Linked DNA regions of Homo sapiens: region 1 is linked to region 2. The links are chromatin loops, found by intact Hi-C in ENCODE. Cell type or tissue: B cell. All regions are shown on one strand. Links, peaks and the distances in the headings refer to the core of each region. The heading gives the core; the rest is flanking DNA.

Region 1 (10,026 bases), core at 938-8,937, 130 kb before region 2:
CAGCTACTCAGGAGGCTGAGGTAGGAGAATCCCTGAAAAAAAGAGGAACCCAGGAACGACAGAATGAGACCCTCTCAAACAAAAACAAAAACAAAACAAAACAAAACACGCTAATTTAATTTTAAAAGTGAATTCGAATCATCCCACTGCCAGAAAGGTTTGAAACAAAGTGAGGAGAATCAGTTTTCATCTCTTCCCATATTATCAGTATTTATTAAGCATTTCCCACAAACATAACCCGAGCACAAGGCCCAGACCTTGAAAAGAAGACAGACCTGGGATGCACAGACCTGTTTGTAAATAACTGTTAGGTAATTTTTAAAATGTTAAATAAGATAACTGGTTTTCCAAACCCTCCAATCACATACGTTTTCATAATTTCTAAAGATGTGAAGGTCATACTGGCTCGTGAATAGTTGTTGGTTTCCAAGGCGCACCAGGCCACTGTGCTTGTCTTCAGCACAGCCTCTACCTCGGAACAGGAATTACGTCCACATCCTAAATAGAAAGTTCCGAATATCTTTGGTTTAGTGGTCACCCAGGGGTCCATCTTTCTCCCTCACCCCCAGATCCAGGCCCGTCCCCCCTTGCCTTCCCTGCCAGCAGTGTGGAACTGGAGCACAGGGACTCTTGCACTGCTCCTAAGCCAGCCCTGCCGCTGCTCGCCCTGCCTTGCAAGATGTTCTCTTCCTCAGAAGAAAGGGGTGCAAGTTATAAGATGTGCAGTAGTGAAGTGTGCAGCTAGAGAAGAGGAAGAGGAGGGATGAGAAGGGGAGGTAGAAGGAGGAGGAGGAGAAAGAAAGAGGTCAGGAAGAAAGAGGAGGAGGAAGAGGAGGGAGAAGAAGAGGAGGAGGAGGAAGAGGACGGGGAAGAAGGGGAGCAAGAGGAGGGGGAGGAAAGGAGAGCACGTGGAAGAGGAGGAAGAGGAAGAGGAGGGAGAAGAAGAGGAGGAGGGAGAGGAGGGGGAAGAAGAGGAGGAGGGAGAGGAGGGGGAAGAAGAGGAGGAGGAGGAGAAAGAGGAGGGGGAGGAAAGGAGAGCAGGAGGAAGAGGAAGAGGAGGGAAAAGAGGAGGGGGAGGAAAGGAGAGCAGGAGGAAGAGGAAGAGGAGGGAAAAGAAGAGGAGGAGGAGGAAGGGGAGGGGGAAGAGGAGGAGGAGGAAGAGGAGGACTCACTGTATTCCACTGGCATCAATTTCACGGGATCTTTGAAAACTCAAACATTTCCTTTCAATTATTTCTAAACTTAAAGGGGTCGCCCGAGTAAGAATGGCTTTATGGCAGATTAAGGTACTCGGCCCAGCTTCCCCGCTGTGTGTGTTAGGGAGCCTTCCAATGTGTATGGTACAGTTTCCATTGTCTTTGAAGAGCCGGCTTCTCTAAACAGGTCCCAAGGTGGAGTGCTGTAGGAGGGCAGGGATGTGCGCAACAGCCACAAACAACGCCAATCCAGTATCACTAAAAGAGGGCCCCAATACTACAAAAACCAATGGCTCTTTTTCTTCCGGAAGGCCTGCCGGCATCTACCCGCGGGGCCCCAACTGGCACATGCGCCTGAGAGAGCGGGTTTTCCCCTTCGGTCTAAGGTGGGCCCCGCAATTGCCGCCCCATTCAACTGCCAGGGCGGGTGGTCCACGCCCGGGGTCCTCCTAGGCCCTCTGCTCCTCCTCGGCGAGTGGTTGAAGCCCCTCAGCCAGGAGCAGCTCCTGCCTCTCATCGTGGTTCCTGCGGCCGCCGAGGCGCGACGCTGGAGGGCTGTGGCGACGCGCTAAGGCCAGGCGGCAGGCGGCCCTCTCGGGCGGCAACGGGGGCAGCGGGCGGCACAGCACCTCCGGGGGGCGGCGGCGGCGGCAGCGCCAGAAGCTCCTCGCCGGAGGTCACGGCGCAGTCCTGCTCAGGCTCCGCGACCCCGCCACCCCCGACAGCTGTCCCGCCGCCGCGCTTCTTGTCCTCCTCCTTTTTCCACTTCATGCGGCGGTTTTGGAACCAGATCTTGATGTGTCTCTCGGTCAAGTTCAACATGACAGCCAGCTCCACCCGGCGCGGCCGTGAGATGTACTTGTTGAATAGGAACTCCTTCTCCAGCTCTAGCAGCTGTGCGCGCGTGTAGGCCGTGCGCGTCCGCTTGTTCTCCTCCGGCTCCGCAGCGTAGGCGCCGCCTGCGGGCGACACAGGGCGTGAGTGTGGCCCCCGGAGCCCCGCACAGCCCCCACCCACGCAGCCCAACCCCTTCAAGGGGGGCCAGGGAGCCCTAGCCCTACCAGCTGCTCCCGCCGGAGCCACCAAGCCCCAGCATCCCATTTCAGCGCCTAGTGTAGGCGCGCGAAGCTCTTCCCTAGTAACTCAAGCCCTTCCTAATAAAGATAGCCTTTTTATTGGAGACCAAACTCGAGTCAGCTCTCGCCGTGAGCCTAAGCTTGGCTCTGCCAATGAGTGGTCCTTGAATGCGCTCATATAATCGGTGTTAATCAACTGATTGATGTTGATTTAAATGTATATAATAGTTAAACCGGCTGGATCCTACAAAGGCAATAAAACGCCTTTAATCCAGGGCTAAAAAAAACCTCCTGATGGTGACCCACAAATGTGAGAAATACATTTCGGATCGTTGTGTAGTTCACACACGGACACTGCAGGTCAGTTATACTGACAAATCTTAAGGACATAAAACAAACGTTTACCACGTATGATGCTATCTACTTTTCTCTCCATTATCTGCTATTTCGTTTAAAAAATACTAATCTCAACCTAGTAAATTGATTTTATGACCTGCGAATGGGTGCAACCTGCAGTTTGAAAATCTTTGTGCTAATGGAGACTGTGACACATTTTGTTATATCTGACCATGTGTTTCCTCTCTCTATAGTTATATCGTAATTAGTCCCAACCTGAGAGCCAGCAAATTCTCCATAATTGTTTTAACTTCAGCCGGACTTCTGCCCGCGAAGTGAAGGAATATTGTTCTGGGGGTCACGTTGGCCAGGGCAGAACTCTGGCAGCTCCAGACTCTACGCCCTGGATCCCAAATGCCCTCAGAGGTGTTGAGGGGAGACACAGGGGCCCTAGCCCAGCTGCAGAACCGACAGCCCTACGGAGGAGGTGGTAGTGGTGCAGAAACAAGCCTCTCGTGTCTCCAAGAGGCAACAGGACGCCCTGGCCCAGGAGGTTGGAGACCCACATTCACTGTTTGCCGCTGCGCTCAGCCAGGTCCCAATCTTTTCTTTTCTGTGGAAAATACTGACTGCACCCAGGCTGTGGACGCTGGCGCGGGAAGTTCCACCAAAGTTCCGGGGAGAGGCTTGTCTTAGAGCAAAGGCAGGGGACATTTCTCCTGTGAATGTTGGCTAAGCCTTAAGGAATTGAAAGGCGAGTGTGTGTGTGTTGGGGGCGGGTTTAATTTCGCGATGGAACCCTACTGGGTTTCCCCCCAGGTCGAGAAGAGGCGCCAGAAGCTGAAGCAGAGGCTCAAACCCTAGTCCAGGGAGAGTTCTACTCCCTGGGGGCATCCCCGAATCTACCTGGCATCCCACGCCTGGGAGAGAAGCGAGACGGGCCTTCAATAAACATTTTGAAAGGCTCTCCAAAGTTTTTACATTAAACCGACATGTCTCTGGGTTCCTGCCTTAGGCTGCGGGCTTCGTATAGTCCCTGCGAGAGGGCTTCGTGAAGTCCCTGCGAGAGACTGCTCAGGGAGAGACTTCCTGGGGTGCACTATTCCCGGGGGACCTGTGCTCAGCGCGACGCGGCAGGGGTGGAGGTTGAGGATGGTGGGAAAAGGTCAAGGTCGCCAAGCCTGGGCCCTTCCCCAAGGCGCAGAGTGATGCAGTTTAGGTGCCAGCTGGACAGCGCTGCTGAAGCATTTGGGGGTCAATGTTTTTCAAAACCTCTGTTGTCATTAGCATTCAGATTCGTACTGCCAGTGAGAGCCCTTTTGTCACTTCGCTCTTCCCAGGGGCAGGTGGGTTTGCAATTTTTGAATTTCGGCTCCATCGAAGTTTCCCCTAGAGGAACGCGGGGATAGCAGCCGGCCCCGCAGACGGCTTCCAGGGGAAGAGAGGGGAGGTCGTCTCCTTCCCCGAGAGTCGAGCATGCAGCGGGTTAGAGGGCGCCAGCAAAGGCCTGGGGCCAACTCCAGCCCGAGAGTGTCGCCCTCCTTGGGTCCCCGAACCCTCGCCAAGGCTGCTGATTTGCCTTCTGGTTTTACTTTCTGGCTTCTTGGGTCAGCCTAAGCCCAAGTCCTCCAGAGCAGAGGTATCACCCCTTGGGTTGGGATAGGGAAGTTACTCCACCTCACAAATCCTCTTTCGGGACCCTGATGTCGCCCATTTCCTGAGGAAGGCCCAGGGTGGGAAAGCAGGAGCTCCGAGGGCCTAGGAGGCCAGAAGAGAGGTCTGGAGGGGAGGCAGCCCTGGAAGAAAACTGGGTGAGGACGAGGAGCCCCCCACCTTTGTTCGAGGGACTGTCCTCCCGCCTCCTAAGAACCCCGCATTTCCGGAGACTTCAAGGCCTTTGGCCCGGGCTGCGCGAGCTGGATAAATTTGCAGAGGCGCCGCGGCAGCTTCTGGCGCCCCTGTCAACTGGGTTTCGCTGGAGGTGGGGACGATTGCAGCGCAGTTCAGCCCTCGTCCTGCCTCAGGACCTTCGCCTTAGCAAGAAAGTGAACTAGGAAGAAGAGAGTCCCGTGGACCCCAGGCAAGCTGGGGTCCCCCTCCCTCTCCCGCACAAAGCCCCTCCTGGCTGCGCCTGGGGTCAGTGTCAGGCAGGGCTGGCCAGACCCCGCAGATGGGCGCTGAGGATTTTCGGGGTGGGCCGGGGGACGCCGGCTCGAGCTGCTTCCCCCTACTCCCGGCTGCCAGTTGAAAGGAAAAGGCAACTATTTGCGGTGCAGGTGTGACCAGAAGTGGCTGAGGCACGGCAGCGATGACAGTGAGTAGCGGCGACGACACAGGCCGCGCCGGAACTTGCCGCTCGCGCGGGGCCGCAAAGGACCCGGGGGCTACCCCGTGCCTCCGGCTCCCGGCTCCGGGAAAGACCTTCTGTTCTCTGCCGGCGCGGAGGGCCGCAGGAACCAGGCCTCTCGCCTCCCCACCAGCTAGGCAGGGAGCGCCCATCTCCTGAAAAATTACTTCCTGGGAAGCGGTGCGGGGAGACAGCTTCAATTGCTTTCGGTTGGTGAAAAACGAATTCGCTTCTCAGATTGCTCTCCTAGCTGCCAGGCTCTGACGTTGAGAGGCCGGCTTTCAGCCTCGCGGTGAGCCCCCGCCTTGCCCCAGCCCCTTCCTCTTTACTCCTATCCTGTTTCCACAACCAGGGCAGCCGGACACTGCTGGGTTGGGTGCAGTTTCCTTTCCCTCCCTGCCTTTCTGCACCTACCTGGCGCCCCTAGATGCCTGCCCTTCCTTAACGAAGCGCGGGAAGTGAGGGGCTCCGGGGCTCCGAAGGCGATCTGGGGCCTGGGTCCGAGGCACCCATGTCCCTACTCGGCTTCCTCGATGTGCACTACCAAGGAGTCCTGGGTTCCCGGATCCCCTGCTGGAGGAGGATCTGTAGTGTCCGAAGCCCTGAGCAGGACTCAGCCTCGGCTCTCTAAGGATGGCGCTGGGAGCGCGGGCTCCTGGGGCGAAGATGGGCTCAGCGAACAGGGAAGGAAGGAGTGTACACTCCCAGGAGAGCTGGGTGGGAAAGATGCTTCAAACTGGACTAGAGAAGCACTGCTGTGAGGGATGGGCTCGGTAGCTCCCTGATGTAGTTTAGTCCGACCCGGGATAATCCAAGGCGCCGGGAACAGAGAGAAGGCTCCTGGGAGCGCTTGGAGGTAAGGCGGCCGGGTGAGAACCGGAAAGGAGAAAGGGGTGGGGAGCCAGGCTTACCTGCCCACTGGCCTTTCCACGCGTGAGCTTTGGTAGACTTCATCCATGGGAAAGGCAGCTGGACGCGGTTGGGCTCCTCCAGGACGCCCGGCTCGGCTCCCTCCGGGAAGGGCCCGGCGGGCGGGTGGGGGAGCGCGAGCTGAGCCGGGAGGTGGTGGTGAAGGTGCGCCACCGCGGGGTCGTCGGCGAGGGGGGGCACCTCGTACGGGGAGATGTCCGGGGGGCTGCCCTGCTCCAGCGCGCCCAGGGCGCCAGGGAACGGGTGCGGCGGCGGCGGCGGGGGCTGGCGGCCCATGTACAGGCACGCAGGGGGGCTGGCGCTGAACTCCGGCGCCGGGCCTCGCTGGAACGCGCATGGGTCCTTGTAAAGCTGCGTGGCCGCGTAGTACTGCTCCTCGCCGTTCATGGCTGCGGCCCGGGATTGGGCACCGGGAGCCGGGAGCCGGGAGCCGGGAGTCGGGAGCTGGAGCCGGGGATTTGGCACTGTGTGGCGTTCCCACTCCCGGCGCCACCCCTGCTCGCTTTGACAGCTCCGCACTGATCTCAGAGGGAACCCACAGCCAGCGCGGACCGGCGGGCCGGCCGCCGCACCATAGGCTCCGCGGGGCCCCACGTGGTTCAGCCGGGGGCCGTGATTGGCCTGGCTGGCCGCACTAAGAGGCTAGGCCCAGGTACCCGCGAGCACCTGCTTTTGTTCCAATTTTCTCTCTCAGCTGAGTTTGCTGCACACTCCTGAACGGGCAGCTGGCGGTGCTCCCCAAAATGGGCGCTCACGAAAACATTAGAACCACTCATTTATAGAAACATTTTCACCGTGGCTTAAAAGTTTCTATTTTCCTATATTTTTCTATTTTCTATTTTCCTATATTTTTTCTATTATATTTGATAATGGACATAGTGTGTTTGTTAATTGATGTAGTTTACAAGGAGACATGTTGAGTTTTTAATTTTTTATTTAACTGTTGCGGAATACGATAAAAAAAAAGTTTGCAGACCCAGCTCTCTAGGTCAGAAGCATTTGATTCTATTTTATTTATGAAGTTTGTTCACAGCCACAAAGATGTCGGTTAAAAAACACACGAAACTCTGGCATTCGTTGTGTGTTTTTACTTGTGGATGTGCTGCAAGTACTTCTGGGGTGTAAACGGTAACTTCTGAAGCATTCACAGAGACTTTTTTAAATTCTTTTTTTTAAAAAATTGAAGGGTATTACAAATTTGGGTTTTGGAAAATTGGGGCCCATTTGGCCAGCCCGGAACGTAGCTTCCCAATACAGCGAGGGGGAAAGACGCGGCCTTCCTCTTGGGGCTGCGAAGCAGGGGCAGGTGTTGGCACGGGGGTTCCAGACCCTTGACGACTCTCTACGGGCCGGGACCCTGGCGGAGTTTGCCGGCAGAGAACACTCACTCTCTTCTGCTTGCAATTGAAATAAGGCAAGCAGGAGAGGGGGAAGTGGAGGAAGAGTTACATATTTAGAAAAAGAAATAAAAACGCTGCATTTTCCATGATAACATCTGTGCTTGGCTTCAAACCATTCAGTAACTTCTGGGCATTCTGGGGTCCTGACTTAAACAGGGCCACTTTTTCTGCACCCACTGACGCGGATGGATGACCTCCGGGTGGCGGTGACGTCCAACCCCCTGCCTGGGCATGATCCGCTAGGCCTGGCGGCCTGACCAGCCTCTGACTGGATACTCCCGAAATGAGGACGTTTCTCGAAACGCCACCGTGGGTTTTAGAAAAACTAGACAGCTTTGCAGAAACGTCTCAGCAAGAGAGAGCTTGAACCACAAAGAACCAAGCCAGAGAAAAATCACTGCTCCGCCTTTCCTAAACAACGCACCAACATCCAGACCTTTGAGAGTCAATCTTAATGTATTTCTTTCTTCCTACTGGAAATATTTGTGTTTTAAGTGCGGATTGAGTGCTCTATTCTGAGGACTCTTTATTTTTATTAAAAGACAAAAAAGCCAGTCGGGAATGTGGACTTCTCTGCAGATTCCTTCTCTTGCGGGAGGCCGGTATAGTCTCAGCATTTGCTTCGATGTGTGAGAACTCATGTGTGTGGCTTCCTGGCCTGTGGCCTCATGTGTGTGGCTCTGATGTGTGGCTCCCTGGCTTGTAGATGCCCTTGCTGTCACCGAAGACAGGCCAAGGGAAGCACGGCGGCGGGCGGGGAGAGTTTCGGTGATTTCTTCAGGGAAAAGTGCCACCTGCAGTTTTGGTGGGGGCAGAGAGTGAAAGGCCGTGGGGCCCGGGCACCTAATCTCTGTGCGCCCGCGTCAATGAGTCCATTGTCTGCGGCCGCGGAGAACTCTACCCTATCACCCTGGCCGCGAGTGACCACATCGATCAGGAGGGCAGGCTGGAGGGGGTTGCCTGGCCGCGGCGTGTTGACCCTTGGAGATAATCTGCCGAGTCGCCGAGGGTTGACTTGGCGACGCGGTTATGAGCGGACGGCAAGCTCCGCTCAGGACAAAGATCGGCCACTTTTCCCCTCCCCCTCCTTTTCCTCCCCCTTCCCCTCCTCCCTGGGCACCCCTACACCCACTCTGGACTCAGTCTGCGCCCCACTCTCCCTCCCCTGCTCCCTGCCTCGCCTGCCACCCCCGGAGTGTTTACTTTGCACTTCTCAACTAATTGCACATTTCTGTAAATTGGTCTCCATTTCGATGCTTCATTTGCTTCCATTTAATATTTTTGCTCGGCCCTGCAGAAAGAAAAGAGGCTCTCAGCAGAAAGCAAATCCGCCGGTTGCGGTCGCCGGCAAAAACCCGGGTACCCGCGGCTGTGGGGGAGGAGGAGGGGATCGCCGGGGGTATTCCATGGAGGCGCGTTCTCACTTTCACAATTAGCATTTTCTGCTGCCTGCGACCTATAGAAGGGACCCAGGGAGCAAAGGTCAAACAACCATTTATTATTGTTATTATTATTATTAGATGAAACAAAGTTATCTGGAATTTTATCACGTACAGCCGTATAAAAAACGCATCAAGCGGAACCCTCCGCTTAGTAAGGTCGTGTGTTGTACTTCCCCGTGGATCTAGCTCCTGGTATCGTAAAATCGCCGAGTCCATTACAGGCGAAATGCGTTTCCGCTCTGAATCCCCGCTGACGCCTGCGCCCCCTCCAAGCCGCCTCGCCCACAACAGGCCCGGCAGCGATACCGAGCCATTAGGCGAGCACCTTCCCGAGCCATTTAACAGCAGCTCTTATGGATAAATAAACAAAAAAGGCTGTAAACCAATTAAAGTGTGGACAGTGAAAAAGTCGTTTATTAGCTGGACGTCCTGATAGTCCTCGCTGATACTGGAGGTCCTTGCCGGCCCTCTTCCCCCTTTCCCTTCACAGAGACGCGGTTTACACCCGGGAGAACACAGGTTACCTTGTTCTTGGTAAGTGGCTAAGTCTTCCTCGGTGGTTTCAGAGGCATGCTAAGGGCTGAATTTGGCTTGGTGATAGGATTTTTAAGCCACTGCATCCCATTATAAATGAAAAAAACAGATGAATCCCACTTAACTCCAAGGTATACATCATGAATGCACGTGGAATTTATATTCATTTTATAATTAAATCTCTGTTGAAAATAAAAATTGTTTCTTGAGTTGGAAAATTCTGTAAAGCAAACGATGTGATGTGTGGAATGAGAATACTTCTATAATTGATTGCACTTTAGTTCATTAGCATTTCCTTCAATGAGCACTAATGCAGGCAGGTTTTCATTTTCCTAAGTCGAATCAATGTTTCCCTCCTGCTGGTTTATGAATACCCAGAATTGGCCGAGGGCGGTGGCTCACGCCTGTAATCCCAGCACTTTGGGAGGCTGAGACAGGCGGATCATGAGGTCAGGAGATCGAGACCATCCTGGCTAACATGATGAAACCCCGTCTCTACTAAACCTACAAAAAAATTTAGCCGGGCGTGGTGGCGGGCGCCTGTAGTTCCAGCTACTTGGGAGGCTGAGGAAGGAGAATGGCGTGAACCCAGGAGGCGGAGCTTGCAGTGATCCGAGATCGCGCCACTGCCCTCCAGCCTGGGAGACAGAGCGAGGCTCCGTCTCAAAAAATTAAAAATATATATATATATATAAATAAATACCCAGAATTTGGTATCCAGGTCTGAGAGGGGCCAGGGAAACCCAGCTTGGGTTGTGGGGATTG
Region 2 (10,026 bases), core at 1,008-9,007:
GAAATAAACTCAGGGACCTGTACGCAAATTACCAGGTTAAAAGGCAATTTCCAGAAAATATCATCCTGATAATTCAGTTTGGTTCTAATTTCACAATTCGCCTTGTGAGCCCCAAATTCCAGCTCAGAGCAGTGTGGTTTAATGGCTGGATTGGGTCTCCTCAGAGGAGGAGCCGGTAGTTCCAGGCCGCAATCACGCCCTTCCCTGGCGGTCAACCCAGGCGGCAGAGGAGAGGCTTTGACACGAGCGGAGGCCTCCCGGCCAGCTCAGCACAAGACGCAAACTGTTTCTGCATTCAGGTCAGAGGTTGCAGGGTGAGGAGTGTTTGAGCGAAAGTGTGCTGGGACTTGAACGCAGTCTCTGCTGGCGGCGGGATGCTTGAGAGCTCTGGTGCGCCGCAGCCGCCTCCAGGTCCCCAGCGCTGCGCTCCCGTCACCACCTTGGCAACAACTGGGATCGCCACAAGGAGGCTTGCTTTTTTCCTCCCGCTGCTCGCTAAGGCAGACTAGAAAGCTGAAAGCTTGGTCTTCCGGAAATGAATCCCTGGGAAGCCGAGAGGAGGAAACGTGCACTCCTGGGAAAACTGGCCCCACGCGGACCTGGCTCACAGCTGTGGATCTGCGGACTCTGGGGAGAAGCTGGGAACAGGAGGGACTCCTAGGCGGGAGAGGAGGGGGAGCTGGAGAAGAGGCGAGTGCGGGGAGAGCCGGGTGTGTGTGTTCATCCTTTCTATGTCTCCCACCGCCGTTTCCATCCCCTCCAAACTTGGTTCCCTGGCAGGCTCGAAAGTGCATTTCTGATCAAGATGCCTGACACTGAGTGCTGGCGAAGGCCTTTCCCAGGTGCACAAGACCACCCCCTCCTGTAATCCAGGAGAGGTGCTAGTTCTAAGCCGGTCCTTCAGACCCACAACGAACTCGTTGCCAGAAAATCGTGCTGCCGCCCGCCCCCAAATCCCAGCCAAACGGAGGCTGGGCCGGTCCTGCTGGAGCTAAGAGTGCACAACTGCACTCACCCTGGGGCCCTAGAGCAACATGCAAACGAGCAAAACTCAGCAAGCATCAGCCTCATCACTGATAGTAAAACAGTTGTGATTCTATTCACTGGTATGCACTAAAGCACCTTGGCTTCGTTCAGATTGGCCGTAGATTGGCACAATGTCGCCTCCTGGGATGGTGGAGAATTGGTCCCCGTCTAAAGTGAGGTTCAGACTGATGGAGATCCTCATCAGTCTAGAGCACAACTCAGATGCCTAGCTCCAGGAAGAACCGGCAAGAGTTTCTCCATGGGGAGCTAGATCGTGCCTGCCCTTGTTCCAGGGGAACTGGAGAGAGACCCTCCCACCCCCATCCTCAGCTTGATTTGAAGGAAAAGATGGAAGATTTTAGAACTAAGCCCCACAAGCTCCTGGTTCCGGGGCCTTGTAGTCTGGGTCTTCGATTAGCGGCTTCCCAGGTTCTCAGGCTTTTGGCCTCCGACTAGGAGTTACACCATCGGCTCCGCTGGTTCTTAGGCCGGTTAGACTGGGACTAAAATCACACCATTGGCTTTCCTAGTTCTCCTGCTTGCAGATGGCATATCACAGTAGTTCCTGGTCTCCAGAATAAACCTCCTCACATAACTACATACAGCCTATTTGCTCTTTTCTCTGGAGAACCCTGACTAATACAAGATCAAAAGTAGGTTTGTGGTTGCCTAGGGCTGGGATATAGTGAGAATTGGCAGAGACTATCAATGGGCATGATGGGGTTTCTCTTTGGGATGACAAAAATGTTTTTAAATAAGATTGTGTCGATGGTTGCACAATTCTGTGAATATACTAAAAGTTGTGGAATTGCACACTTTGAATGAATGAACTGGATGCTAATGTGAATAGCTCAATAAAGCCGTTTTGTGGGGGGGAGGAAATGAGCTTCAAAAATGTTAAGCAACCTCAGGTGGACCGTCTTTCCTGCTGGAAAAGACGCATTTGCTTTGCCTAGACACGGGGAGTTCAGCGCTCCCCAGGGTGTGTATGTGTGTGTGTGTCTGTGTGTGTGTGTAGGGGTCTGGCAGGAAAAGAAGGTCTATCAGGTTTCCTGGACACAGAATGGGAGCGGCGAGAACGCGGATATTAGCTTCCCAGGTCTGACTGCAGAAATACTGACTGCAGAAATACTCCTCCCGCAGCTGTGCGCTCTCCGTTTCTGCAGAACCTCACGCACTTCCTTCTCCTCATCCATCTTAGAGAGTAAAAAAACCCGCATATGTCCTCAAAGGGAGCTGGGGTGTGGATTCTAAGTCGTAGGGGGATATAGGATTTTAACGAGAATTGGTGAGAACATGAGGTCCCAGAGCCACTGGCTCCAGCTATGCAGAGTCCCTCTCGGGGACTCCCTGGGGCAGGATCACTTCGGATTCTCGGATTCCTTGCCCGGAATGTTCCGCGACCAGGGACTCGGCTAAGGGAATTTGCCTTAAAACAAAGAGAGGAGGGCCCTCTGAGAGAAGTCTGCACCATCCCGCAGAATGGAAATTTGTCCCTAACGAATCGTTATCAATCCAAGCGCAGTGAAGGACGGATTTCTTGTGCTTATGGAGGGAGTGGTTTCTGCCCTCCCGGCTGTTGGCCAGGACAGCGAAATGGTGAGGGATGGAGGTGGGGCTGGATCCCAGGTGAGAAGGAGGCGCTGCAGGGGTTGGGACCCATGGTGCAGTCCAAGGAGAGCGCTCTCCTTCCCTTCCGGCTTAGCTCTCTGAGCTCCGCGACGCTTGTGCGCCACGCCGGAGCGGGACAATCGTTAGCGCGCACCTGGCTGGCATGCAAGGCGGGCTCTCAGCGGAGCTGAGGGTTCCGAGAGGCACTGGCTGAGCTGTAAGGCGAGGAGCCGGCTCGGACCCTGCAACTGGATCCCCAACCCTTCCCAGAAGGGAGGCCCAATCCGGGTTGGCGCCTGTCTACTCCAGAGCGAAGGCCTCTGGGCTCAGAGCCACGGGCATTTCTAAGAAAAAAAAAAGTTTATTTAAAATTTTGTACATAAATAAATAAATAAATATCTTCTGGCATTGCAGAGGCCGTACAATTACACAGCTAGGCTGGGGCGGGCCAGAGTCTGGAGGGGGAAGAGTGGGGTCGCCAGCGGCGCAGAGCGGGGTCCTATGTTTAGAGGAAGGAAGAGCGTGTTGGAAACAGAGCAAATCTGTTTCCCCAATATGGATACTACGGGCGAAATTTATCATCTGTGAGAGGAGCCGTGGGGACTGAGGACAGCAAGGCCAGATCAAGGGACAAATGGACTGACTGAAGGAGGAGGCTCCCTGAGGAGGGGAAGGGAAAAGGAGAAGGAAAAAAAAAGTGGGGGTTCATAAATGTGTGTGTTGGCGGGCGGGGGCCGAGTGAATAAATGATCACAGGAAAGAGGTGGGGAGGGACAAAAAGACATTTTAAAAAGAGAAGCGAACGAGCATCCAAGGCCGCCGACCTTGACCGAGAGCGGAGGAGAGTAGAGTAAGCGAGGAAGCCCAAGCCAGCCCAGAGAGGGCGGGCTAGGAGGCGCCGGCTGCCAGCAAGGCGCTGCGCCAAGCAGGCTTGCGGGCGGGGGCCGCGGTGCTGCACTGCCCAGGAGGACTCGAGCGCTTACAGTGTTCACAGCTTGGAGTTGGCTTTGGACACGAGCGAGCCCTGGGGCGGGGACGCCATGGTCCAGTCTCTGCCAAGCTCTCAGCCCTGCCCAGGCCCGGGACCTCTGCAAAGCAGTGCCAAATCCATGCCAGGCAGTGGTTTGGCTGCGGGTGCCTGGGAATCAGCGCTGAGTCCCAGGACTAGTCTCCGAGGCGCAGGGAGGTCTTGGGGTGGGCGACCTAGGGAGACACGCGCCTAGGGAGTGACCGTAAGATCCCGGTCGTCCTTCCCTGAGGAGGACGGAGACATGGGCAATTCGTCGTCATCCTCGGAGCACTTGGCTGAGGAGAGCGATGCGCACTTGCAGCCTTGCGGTGCGCTCCCGCCACCACCGGCACCCCCGCCGCCGCCGCCACGATGGTTGCTGCCCTTGCCCTCCTTCTTGTGCTTCACTCGGCGGTTCTGAAACCAGATCTTCACCTGCTTCTCGGACAGATTCAGGTAGGTCGCGATCTCGATGCGACGTAGGCGGGACAGGTACATATTAGAAGCGAACTCGCGCTCCAGCTCTAGCAGCTGCGTGCTGGTGAAAGCCGTGCGCATCCTCTTGCTGCTGGGCAGCTGGTTAGAGCTGCTGTCTGGAGGTGGCAGAGCAGAGAAGGAAGCGATCAGACCTCTGTGCTGTGGACCCAATCCCTTGGTAGGCGGTCGCCAGAATCCTACGACTTTGACCTCTTACCCATCTCTTCGCCCCAACACAATCCACAGCAGAGCTACAGTGAGCGCTCCTTGTCCAGCTCCGAGATCCTGATTCTCCCGGAGTCATGCAGCCCTGGAACCCCTTCCCCTTCATGGAGAGCCTTGGATCCCAGCCCTCACTTACCCCGGCCCACACTCCAGGACCTGGACGTCTGCCCTCATCCGCCTCCTGGCGTTGTGTCCCGGCCCTCTATCCTCACTCCACCCCAAGCGCCCCCCTTAGTCCCCGACATGACCCTCACCGCCCCCAGAAAGCCCAGGGTCCCTCTTCCTCCATCTCTGGCTCTCCATCCTGCTTCGGATCACCTCTGCCCGGTCCCTCTGCGCGGCGGCCCCGCTTACCCACAGAGATGCAGTGGAACTGCCTGGGGTCAGGCAGCGGGTAGGAGGTCTGGTAGAGCGCGGCGGCAGCAGCAGCGGCGGCCGGGCCGTGAGCGACCCCGGGCGACACAGCAGAGTGCTGGCGGCCCAGGGGCGCGTGGCAGTACTGCGAGCCGAAGGGTGGGAAGGAAGCCTTGAGTAGAGGCAGCGCGGGCGGCCCGGGGGGCCCATGCAGCTGCGAGGCGGTGACGCAGAGCGGGCACACGCACAGCAGCCCAGCCTTGCGCGCGTGGCAGGCGCCAGGCGAGAGACCGTGCAGCGCGTGCGGCGGGGGCACAGCGTAGGGGAAGAGCGGCGGCGGGCTGCCCTCGGGCGCCTTCTTCTCGCCCGCCTCGCGCAGCACTAGCGAGTCCACCAGGAAGGAGCGCGGCATGGCCCCGGCGCGCGGTCGCCCCGCAGCCAGCCCGCCCTCTGCGCCCACCGCACCTTTCGGCTCTCCACGCGCTTTCCCTGGCCGCGGTATCCCGCAGCTGCCTCTGCCCAGGAGGCTGAACGCGCGGCTGAGACCTAGGCTGAAACAGTAGCCTCTGCTGCCGTGGGCACCGCCCAAAGAGCGCGGGGTGCTGGCCAGCGCTAGTGGTGCTGAAAGGCGCCGGCGGCGCGGCTTAAATAGGACTATTGCCATGTGATGGACTACGCCAGGAGCGGCCGGGGCCTCTCAATAGGGTTTTTGTGCCTTTTCTCTTGGCATTCACTCTGCACGCTTCCTCATTATTTCACTTGTTAACTAAATGAACTGCATAATGTACTCTATTCTTGTCAACCCCACCCACGCCGTAACAGGCGCCCTCGCCCCCTCCTCTCCCTTTTGCGGGTTTATTTTCTCATTCTCCCGCGATTTAATATTCTTTCCTTTCTCTTTATTTCTTACTCCCCTTTGGCTTTGCATTGGCCATCAGCCCGTTCACCTTACTGATTTTGCACCCCCGCGGCCTCTCTTCTACAGATCCCCATGGGCGCACACCCTCATATCCTCTGTCCACTTGGTCCTGGTCCCCTTCTTTCTATTATCGCCCTTACACCCCAAAAGTATGCTGTCTCCAGTCAGCCCTGTCAGCTCAGTGCCGTGCACCCCCGAACCTCCCTCCAGCCGGTCTCAGATTTTCCACCTGTGGAATCGCTTCTCTCTCTGCGTCGGAAGAAGGAGGACCGGGTTCCCGCGTGAAGGAGGCGTCTGTGGGGAGGGAGGAGAAGGGCTCATTATTCCTTATCCAGCCCTAGACCCATCGCTGTCCCTCGGTTTTCTCTAAGTTTCTCAAATAGTCTTAATTTTGGTGCTGCCTACGACGCCCAGTCTTTGTTCGGTAGATGCTGGCCAACCAGCCCTTTCCTTCAAATGACAGGGCCGTGGATGTAAAAGAGGAAAAACAGTCTCTGAGCGTTACGAACAGAGACAGGGAATGGGGAATGAAAGCCGAGATGGCGCAGATCTAGATCTCGCACCCCAGCACATGTGGCGAGTGCGGACTGTCTGCCCGCGCATCTTGCCCACACCCTGTCTACTGGAGCACACTTCCAGCAGTGCGCTGGGAAACCGCTGCCATCTCTTAGTTTGGAACGGCGCGAAGGGCGGTTGTATTCCTGGCATCGGCTGCCTTTGCCCACCCTGACCCGCCTCCGCTCTCCCCAAGACCCGGCTTCTTCTTCCTGCCGCGTCACTCTTCTTTCTGGTCACACAATGGTTAAACAACTTCAAACGCTCAGAGCTGTGTACACAGCTCCAGCTTTTTAAATCGTTCTCGGGCTCAAAGCTGTTTCGCCCAGGAGCTTTTTCCATACAATGGGAAATCAGCATAAACATTTCTAATTTACAGCCCGGGACTTTTCACAGGAGACGTTTACTTTCGATTTTATTGGAACCAAATCGCTGCAGTCACCTGCTCTGAGCCCTGAATGGAATTGTGAGAAATGGAGGGGGAAGCTTAGGGGTCTGGGGAAGCAGTGCGCAGGAATAAGATTGCCCAAACCCGAAGCATCTGCATGGGCTTTTATCCTTGGCAACATCTTTGCAATAACAACAGCAACAGATTATAACTGATTAAAAAGCAAAGATAATTTGTTTTGCGAGATAATAACTGCTTCTGTAAAAGGGAATAGGACAATGGGAGAAGTAACCTGCATGGAGGGCATGGCATCTAGCAGGAGTAAGGGTTCAATGTTTTCTTGGTTGCTTGGCATGGAGTGGGGGGCAAGGCTGCCCTCTGAGACAGAGTCTCAGCGCCAAGGCTCCCCCACTCTAGGGTGGTGCCTGCAAACCAGCCGGAACGCATCAATGCAGCCTAATTCCCGTTCTAATTGCTCTCTGGGAAATTTGAGCTGGGCTGGGTCGCTGAGAGGAAGCGAAGAGCGAGACCCGGGCGGGGAGAGGGGCTTTCCGCTGGGCAGAGGCAGGCTGGAGGGGCGCAAGGGCGGGCGGGGCCCAGGGGTGCAAGGGGCGGGCACTGCACCCGGAGCTGGGAGCCCGCGAGTGGCCAGCGTGGAGCTCCACTGGCAGCCGCCCCGCGTGCCCGGGGAGGAAGGGGTTAAGAGCCCCTGAATGCGAGCAAGGCCAAAGCTACTGGGAAAGAATATGGGGGTGGGGGTGGGGGTGGGGGGAATAACCAGGTTTTTTTTTTTTTCCTCTCTCCAGCCTCTGGACCTTATTGAATGTCATTGAAGAAAGTTTTGAATGCCAGATAAAGAGAGGCGAATTAAAGTGTGTGACAGCGAAGGATAAGCAAACACAAAGAGAACTCTGTCACACTTTGGGGCAAAATCCGTGGGCTTTTTACCAAGTCTCTTCGCTATGATTGAATTAAGTAATAGGAAAACATTTTCTTTCAGTTTAGAGCCATTAGACAAAAACTTCAAAGCGAATAACACTTTTTAATGTGCGGCCCCACAATGGATCGGGTTTTGTGCTGAAATGTTTAAATGGTTTGTTGTGCAACTCGGCGCGGGAGAGACCCGGGCCGGAGCAAAATAGCATCCCTGAGAGAACCAAGGCGCACTTAATCTGTGGTCTCTCAGCCCGGCGGGCCGCGGCCGGAGAGGGGGCTCCCTGCTTGGCGGTCCAGGGCCGCCAGCGCGCCCAGGAGCCTGGCCATTTCCGCAGAGAAAGCTCCGTGCCTCTGAGAGACCCGAGCCTTGGGCAGGTGCTAGCGCGGGCAGCCGGGAGGTCCGGGCCGCCCCGCCAACCCGGCCTCCCCACCCAGCCAACCCGGCCTCCCCACCCCGCGGCCTCTGCCCGCCGCCTGGTTTCCGGGGGCCGCTACCCGGGCTCTCTCGGGCGGCCGCGCCACTTTCCTGTTTAAAGCGCCTCCCAGGGCTTGCTTTAGCCGAGTTTGAACTTTAGTCACCCGAGCAAAAGTCCCCCAGAGCGGGGCGGGGTGGGAGGCGGCTGCCGGATTAGCCTGACAGCCCCAGGAGGGGCCCGGGAGCCCCTGGGCCTGGCGGGTCGGCTCTGCTGCCGGAGCCGGTTTTCAAGTGTCCATCAGGGACAGTTCAACATTGAAAGAATTTCTGTTGTCCCGGGCTTTCCTTCTTTCATTCTGTCTCCTTTCCTGTGGGTAGAAAGAACACACGATTTTTCTCCCGGAATTGCAGCTCTAAGATACTTGCCGCAAAAACTGCTCAAATTGGAGGGTGGGGAGGGTGGCAGTGGTGGTGCCTTGTTCCCTTCTTTCATGTTTTTCTTCAAATGTCACTTTCCTTCTCAGGGAGGCCAACGACCTTATTTAAAATAGCCCCTCACTTCCGCCACACTCCGTGTTTGGTTCCTTGCTACATAAGCACCTTCTAACTTCCTGTGTTTTTTGATCATTTGTTTTATTATCTCCTACTCCCGAAATTTATGCTCTATGAAGAGCAAGGTTTTTGTCCATCTTATCCATTGCTGCATCCCAACTTAGAAAAGCTCCTGGCACATAGCAGGTGGCTCGTATATATTTGGAGAATGAATGAGTGGATAAAAGACAGTTGAGCAAGGAGGTCGACTGGGAGGACCTTCTGGTGTGCCTGCTGGAGACACCTAAAACTCAGGAGCATGGCATGGGGCCACCCACCCAGGAAGCCCTGGAGGGCAGGGCTGTCTGAATCTCCCCCAGCCCACTTCCTAGGCCTGGGTTATCAGAGGAGTTTAATGTGTTTGTTGAGTGAATGGCAGATGGGTAAGCTAATCTGTGTATCCCCAGCCCTCCACTGGTGGTCCTCAAGCTCCTTCAGAAACAAGATGGTCCCATTGAAGGCAGTTCCAGTGTCCTGCTCTGCAGGAGTTGGATGAACGCTGCAGGAGCTGGATGAACCCACTGATAGCTCAAGGCTAGGGCTTGTCATCCAGATCTTTTCATGGTGTGTAAGAGGGGTTGGTTGGAAAGGGACCAGATGTGGTATATGCTCTGGGATGATCAGTGACCATTTTTGCTCTTTCTGGCTGAAGGCAATGGAGTGGGAATTCTCATTGTAAAGGAAGAGACTGCTCCCCTGACCAGACCAGGAGGGACTCAGACAACTCCCTCGGGAGAGAGCAAGTTGTTCAATTGAGCAGAGGGGCAGGGAAATGCTATGAGGAGCTGAGAGCCAGGCATGGGAGTGGCAAAGGGAGGGGTGAGGAGTGGTGGCCAGACATGGGTGTGGATCAGAAGGGGAGGCCAGGCCAAGTCATGAAGGGCCATGCTAACTGGTTTGGATTTGAGCCTGTTCTGAGATTTTTCAGCAAGGAGAGTGACAGAGCTAGATATATTTTTTTTAACTTATTTGTTTTGTTTTGTTTTGTTTTGTTTTTTGAGAAAGGGTCTCACTCTGTCACCCAGACTGGAGTGCAGTGGCATGATCTTGGCTCACTGCAACCTCTGCCACCCAGGCTCAAGTGATTCTCCTGCCTCAGCCTCCCAAGTAGCTGGGCTTACAGGTACACACCACTACCACCCAGCTGATTTTTGTATTTTTAGTAGAGACGGGGTTTCACCATGTTGGCCTGGCTGATCTTGAACTCCTGACCTCAAGTGATCCACTCACATTGGCCTCCCAAAGTGCTGGAATTACAGGCATGAGCCACCGCGCCCAGCCCAGGAGTCAGATTTGAACTTAAGAAATGTAACTGGAGGCAGCAGGAAGTTCTATGGGTGGGGACACAGTGAAGCCAGAGCAGGGTCCAGCAGAGTCAGCTTGCATATGAATATTATTGAAGAAACAAAAGTAGAGAAACATACAATGAGAAGATTATATGAGTTCAAGTGATGGATGACGACTATCTGAACAGATGCAAGGCAGCAGGACCAGAAAAAGGAAATATTTGAGAGAGCTTA

The links. Hi-C counts contacts between places; a loop is a spot of excess contacts. Peaks named below come from ENCODE experiments on the same cell type or tissue, not always from the same donor. Only the 100,000 strongest peaks of a DNase experiment are listed, where the experiment ranks them.
Region 1: it touches region 2 in a loop (7-fold over the local background); 2 of 110 quality-filtered maps call a loop at or near these places.

What each region holds. Positions count from the first base shown.
Region 1 is chr13:27,916,385-27,926,410 of GRCh38, reverse strand. It overlaps PDX1 (pancreatic and duodenal homeobox 1), which reads right to left and starts at 6,411. Exons shown (of 2, transcript NM_000209.4): 1 at 5,867-6,411; 2 at 98-2,155. The coding sequence starts at 6,272. The coding sequence ends at 1,710. It overlaps PLUT (PDX1 associated lncRNA, upregulator of transcription), which reads left to right and starts at 9,120. Exons shown (of 5, transcript NR_047484.2): 1 at 9,120-9,261. RefSeq lists enhancers at 1,275-1,941, 1,942-2,609. In B cell, for the core only: no CTCF peak of the experiment used is centred there; DNase peaks (open chromatin) are centred at 2,290, 2,470, 5,160, 6,170 and 8 weaker places; H3K4me3 peaks cover 2,405 bases; H3K27me3 peaks cover 7,771 bases.
Region 2 is chr13:27,787,779-27,797,804 of GRCh38, reverse strand. GSX1 (GS homeobox 1) reads right to left here and starts at 5,322. Exons shown (of 2, transcript NM_145657.3): 1 at 4,703-5,322; 2 at 3,037-4,239. The coding sequence starts at 5,114. The coding sequence ends at 3,857. RefSeq lists enhancers at 99-781, 2,181-2,983, 4,592-5,395. In B cell, for the core only: no CTCF peak of the experiment used is centred there; DNase peaks (open chromatin) are centred at 5,314, 7,584, 7,794, 8,064 and 2 weaker places; H3K4me3 peaks cover 2,869 bases; H3K27me3 peaks cover 7,819 bases.